Regions from separate parts of the Homo sapiens genome. Here region 2 is linked to region 1. A link is an interaction called in ENCODE POLR2A ChIA-PET data of the cell type or tissue named here. Cell type or tissue: endothelial cell of umbilical vein. All regions are shown on one strand.

Region 1 (2,500 bases):
CAGGACTAGATGCAAACCTCCAGGAGGCCTTCTGCAACACACCTTGGGTAGGTGCCTCTCCCCTAGCCTTGCTCACACAGCACTGGCCGCACTGCAGGCCATTGTCAGTCTCAGGGTTGGTGTTTTCTCCTAGACAGTGAGCTCATTGAGAGCAGACACCATGTCTCATTCATATCATGCTTGTCAGCAAGTAGTTACTCAATGAATGAATGCTGAACCAATGAATAAAAAAAGAAAGTTAAATTAGATTTGGTTTAACACTGGGTCTTTATCCAAGACTTCACAGTTGACTTTAGTTCTTGACTTTGACCCAAGAAAAGTAAAATATTACACCATCCAAATAAAGATTTTTGTCCTATCCTCTTACAAAAGCAAGGCTTTCACAGTTTTTTTGGCAGTTGCTGGGATTATGGCTTAGTTTTCAATTTGGGGATGTAAGCAAGAAAATACTGATCATTTAAAAACATGTCTGCCTGTGCCTGCAGCAATTGTTAGTCGTGATCGAGATAATTTTACTCAGCTGGGTGTGGTGGCTCTTGCTTGTGAATCCCAGCTCTTTGGGAGGCTGAAGCAGGAGGATCACTTGAGCCCAGGAGATCAAAATCAGCCTGGGCAACACATTGAGATCCTCATCTCTACAAAAAAAGAAAAATTAGCCCAGTGTGGTGGCATGCGCCTGTAATCCCAGCTACTCAGGAGGCTGAGGTGGGAGGATCACTTGACCCCAGGAGTTCAAGGCTGCAGTGAGCTATGATTGCCCTACTGCACCACTCCAGCTCCAGCCCAAGTGAGAGTGAGACAGTCTCTTAAAAAAAAAAAAAAAAAAAAAGATAACTAAAAGATAATTTGACTCTACACAGCAGTTCAAATCAAGTTCCTTATTTTCACTTTCAGTTTGAGAGTTTGAGAATGAGAAACATCCGTGTTTAGAACAATTTTTATTAGCCTTTTTTTTTATATTGGCTACTGGATCTAATTGGCTTGATTAGCAGAATATACACATTCTGTTCCAAGTCATTTCAATATCTTTGAAAATTGAAACTTCCTTCCTCAACTTCCTCTCCCCTTTTCTTTCTGTGGCTGCCAGCGGTCTCTCTTTTTTTTCCACCTCTCCTTCATGATCACTGCATTTCTTATTAGACAGCTCAGTTCTCAAACACACAGTGAAGGAAATTCTTTAAAAGGGCCATTTTTTATTTACTACTTGGAGACAGTCAATTACAACAGAGAGCTATGAAAAATTACACCAGAGAAAAGGGATTTGCTCAAGGTCATTGACAGAAAAAGCACTAGGGCTGGATTCTTTCCAGATCTGACACTGAAGTTGATTCCAAGCCTAAGTAACCTCTTTGCACTCATTTTTTTTACAGTGAAAACCTCATCAAACACATTAGTTCCTGTAACTGATTGAAGCCTCCCTCAGGCATGTTAATAAAAAATTTTATTAAGAGAAATAATATACACCATCTTAGAAAATAATATAAGAAAACAGCTTTTTTTTTTTTTTTTTTTTTTTCCGAGACTGAGTCTTGCTCTGTCGCCCAGGCTGGAGTGCAATGGTGCCACCTTGGCTCACTGCAAGCTCTGCCTCCCGGGTTCACGCCATTCCCCTGCCTCAGCCTCCTGGGTAGCTGGGACTACAGGCGCCCGCCACCACGCCTGGCTAATTTTTTATATTTTTAGTAGAGACAGGGTTTCACTGTGTTAGCCAGGATGGTCTAGATCTCCTGACCTCATGATCCGCCTGACTCGGCCTCCCAAAGTGCTGGGATTACAGGTGTGAGCCACCGCACCAGGCCAAAAAGAGCTTTTTTAACAAAAGCCTGTTCTCTGCCCTCACTCTTCCTCCCACTGCTATGCCCCAAAGAAAAGCTTTTTTAAAAGTTGTGGAAAAATAGACATAAATAAAATATATCATTTTAGCCATTTTTAAGGTTATGGTTCAGTGGCATTAAGTATATTCACATTGGTATACAACCATTACCACCATTCATCTCCAAAAACCTTTCACCTTCCTAAACTGAAACTCTATACCCATTAAACAAATAATAACTCCCCATTCCCCCACCACACCCCCAACCCCTGGCAACCACCATTCCACTTTGTCTCTAAGAATTTGACTACTCTAGGTGTCGCATATGAATGGAATCATACAGTATTTATTCTTTTGTGTTTGGCTTATTTCACTTAGCACAATGTGTTCAAAGTTCATGTGGACTGTAGCATGTGTGGGAATTTCCTTCCTTTTTTGAAAGCTGAATAGTATTCCATTGTATGGATCTACTGCATTTGTTTATCCATTCAATCATTGATGAATATTTGGGTTGTGTCTGTCTTTTGGCTATTGGGAACAATTCTGTTGTGAACATTGGTACACAAATGTTTGTTGGAGTCCCGACTTTCAATTATTTTGGGTATATACCCAGAAGTAGAATTGCTGGATCATATAACTCATTTTTAATTTTTTGAGGAAGCACCATACCATCCACTGTGGTGGCCC
Region 2 (2,500 bases), 210 kb before region 1:
CTCTCCTTCCCCCTTTCCTTTTCTTTCCAGGTGACCCGAGCCCTCAAATGTCCATAGCCAGGCCCAGCCTCCCCCTCATTCTCCCCTAGAACAAGCCCTCATTCCAGGCTCTTGAAGATGAACTTTGTTTTCTAGTCCTGGACGGATCCCACCCCATTCTCTGACCGCTGCCTCCACCACCCCCACCCCAGTCCTAGGAGGAGAACTTGGGAGCTGGAGAGAGAAGGGCTGGGGGTATGGCCCCAGGTGACACGAGGTCTGTCATGGCCCCAGCTCCCAAGCCCTCTCCAGCCACCCCACCAGGTCCCAGCCAGGCCCCAGCTGAGAATAATGCACTGGATGGGGGATGTTGTTGAGTTAGGGGACCCCAGTTCTCACTGCTGCTCTCTGGTAGTCAGAAGTGAGGGGTCAGCCCCATCTTTCCTGCTGGAGTGAGCTCCCAGCTGGGTAGCTGGCAGCTTTTCTGTCATATCCCTCCCTGCTCCTGATGTCTGGAGGCAGTGTAGTTCTTCTTAAAAGTTGGCTTGGCAGGGCGCGGTGGCTCACACCTGTAATCCCAACATTTTGGGAGGCTGAGGCAGTCGGATCACCTGAGGTCGAGAGTTTGAGACCCCAGCCTAGCCAACATGGTGAAACTCCATCTCTACTAAAAATACAAAAATTAGCCCGGCATGGCGGCATGGGCCTGTAGTACCAGCTACTTGGGAGGCTGAGGCAGGAGAATCACTTGAACCCAGGAGGCGGGGGTTGCAGTGAACCGAGATCACACCATTGCACTCCAGCCTGGGCAAAAAAGCGAAACTCTCTCTCTCAAAAAAAAAAAAAGAAAGAAAGAAAGAAAGAGAAAAGAAAAAAAAAAGAGAAAGTTGGCCCCATGAATTGATTGAATATTTACACCTTTCTGGGTTGGTTCAATTCCGTGCCTATTTTATCCCATTTGCTTTTCTCCATTCCTTTCTTCCTTTCTTTCTTCTATTCATTTACCTTTTCTCTCCCCCACCCCCAACCTCTCTCCCTTCAAATTTTTCTCTTCATGCGTTTTTCTTCCTTTTCTTAGTTTTTTTTTTCCTTTCCTTTTCTTTCCTCGGTCTCTGACCCGTTGTCCCACCTCTCCACCCACATACTTTTTTCCCCCTCCCTCTTTTCCTCTCTTATTCTCTTCCGGTATCTCCTCTTCCCCAGTCCCCGGTTCTCTGGTGCCCATCCTGGGGTATGGCGCTCTGCCGGGTCTCCTCATGCTGTAGGCGGGCGTGCAGCCTTCGTGAGCTGCTCCAGGGGAGAAAGGGCAGCAGCCATAGGGGGCGTGGCCGGGGGGCGGGTGGTGCAGGGCTCGCATCACAGCCAGATGTCTGGTTGCCGTGTTGTGTTTGGGAGATAAATGCCAGGGTTCCTTTGAATCCTGAATTTAAATAAAAGAAGGGGGGTGCTGAGGAGAAGCCTCTGTTGGGCAGAGGTACCTTCCAGATCTTGATCTCCTTCCTTGATACCCACCCCCCACAACCCCCACCCCAGGGAAGTTTTGGCCACCGATGTCTTCTGTCTTCTGCTTCTGCCCCAGCCACGAGTTCTTCCTCCTGGCAAACTTGAGATTCTGGAGTTTCAGGGCGGGGTGTTGGGCAGGGGTCCTGGCAGGGGCCCCTTTGGACAGTCTGGCTCGGACACAGAAAGGATCCTGTATGGATAACATGACCTTGCCTTCTTCCCAAAAGCCACCCCCACCCCATTTTGCTAAGGAGCTACATTCATTTGCTGATAAATTCATGCAACAATAGTCACGTGCCAGGCACTTTGCTGGGTACTGGGCATTCAATGGTGAGCAGCACAGACCCTGTGTCTGCCTGATGGAGTTTGTGTCTGGTAAAGACACAGACAGCAATGAAATCACATGAATAAACGTGGAGGTGCAACCATTAAGGTTACTAAGAAGAAGAATGCAGAGCTTTGAATGGGCAGACATGGCAGAGGGTCTGCTCTAGTCCTGGAGCCCTAGGAAGGCTTCCCTGGGTAGGCTGATGGGAAAAGGATAGGAGGCAGGGTGGATAGTGATGGGACCACATATGCAAAGGCAGGAGGGGGCATGGCGAGTGCTGGATGCCCAAGGAATTCAGGGAAGGCCAGTGTGGCTGGAGCACCACAGGCAAAGGCTGGGCGGGCCAGAGAAGCCCCATCACAGGTGTAGTTTGCCTCCTTTCAGCTATGGGCCCCAGCAGAGGGCCTGACGCAGGGGAGGGTCACAATCAGGTCTGCATTTGTAAAAGAAAGCCATGGGCACTCCATGGAGTAGGTACCTGCGGGAGGAGGGCTGTGGTCAAAGGTGGAGGAGCAGCTGAGAGGCTGCTATACTTGCCCAGGTGAGGGGCTTGGATCCGGTAGGTGGGAATGGAGACAGAGAGAAGAGGATGGGCTTGAGAGCCCTTTGGGAAGCAAAATTTACAGGTGCTGGGGTTGGATTGGATGTGGGGTGGGGTTGGTGAGGAACAGGGATGATCCCGGGCTTCTG

What was found. Peaks named below come from ENCODE experiments on the same cell type or tissue, not always from the same donor. Only the 100,000 strongest peaks of a DNase experiment are listed, where the experiment ranks them.
Region 2: POLR2A ChIA-PET joins it to region 1 with 5 read pairs; 4 of 35 experiments call an interaction of 5 or more read pairs at or near these places.

Annotation. Positions count from the first base shown.
Region 1 is chr17:50,420,700-50,423,199 of GRCh38, forward strand. No RefSeq gene overlaps it. Among named protein-coding and RNA genes, the nearest start is that of ACSF2, 4.3 kb to the right of the region's middle. In endothelial cell of umbilical vein, no CTCF peak of the experiment used is centred here; a DNase peak (open chromatin) is centred at 1,202; H3K27ac peaks cover 353 bases.
Region 2 is chr17:50,205,848-50,208,347 of GRCh38, forward strand. No RefSeq gene overlaps it. Among named protein-coding and RNA genes, the nearest start is that of COL1A1, 5.5 kb to the left of the region's middle. RefSeq lists an enhancer at 1-378. In endothelial cell of umbilical vein, no CTCF peak of the experiment used is centred here; no DNase peak of the experiment used is centred here; H3K27me3 peaks cover 267 bases.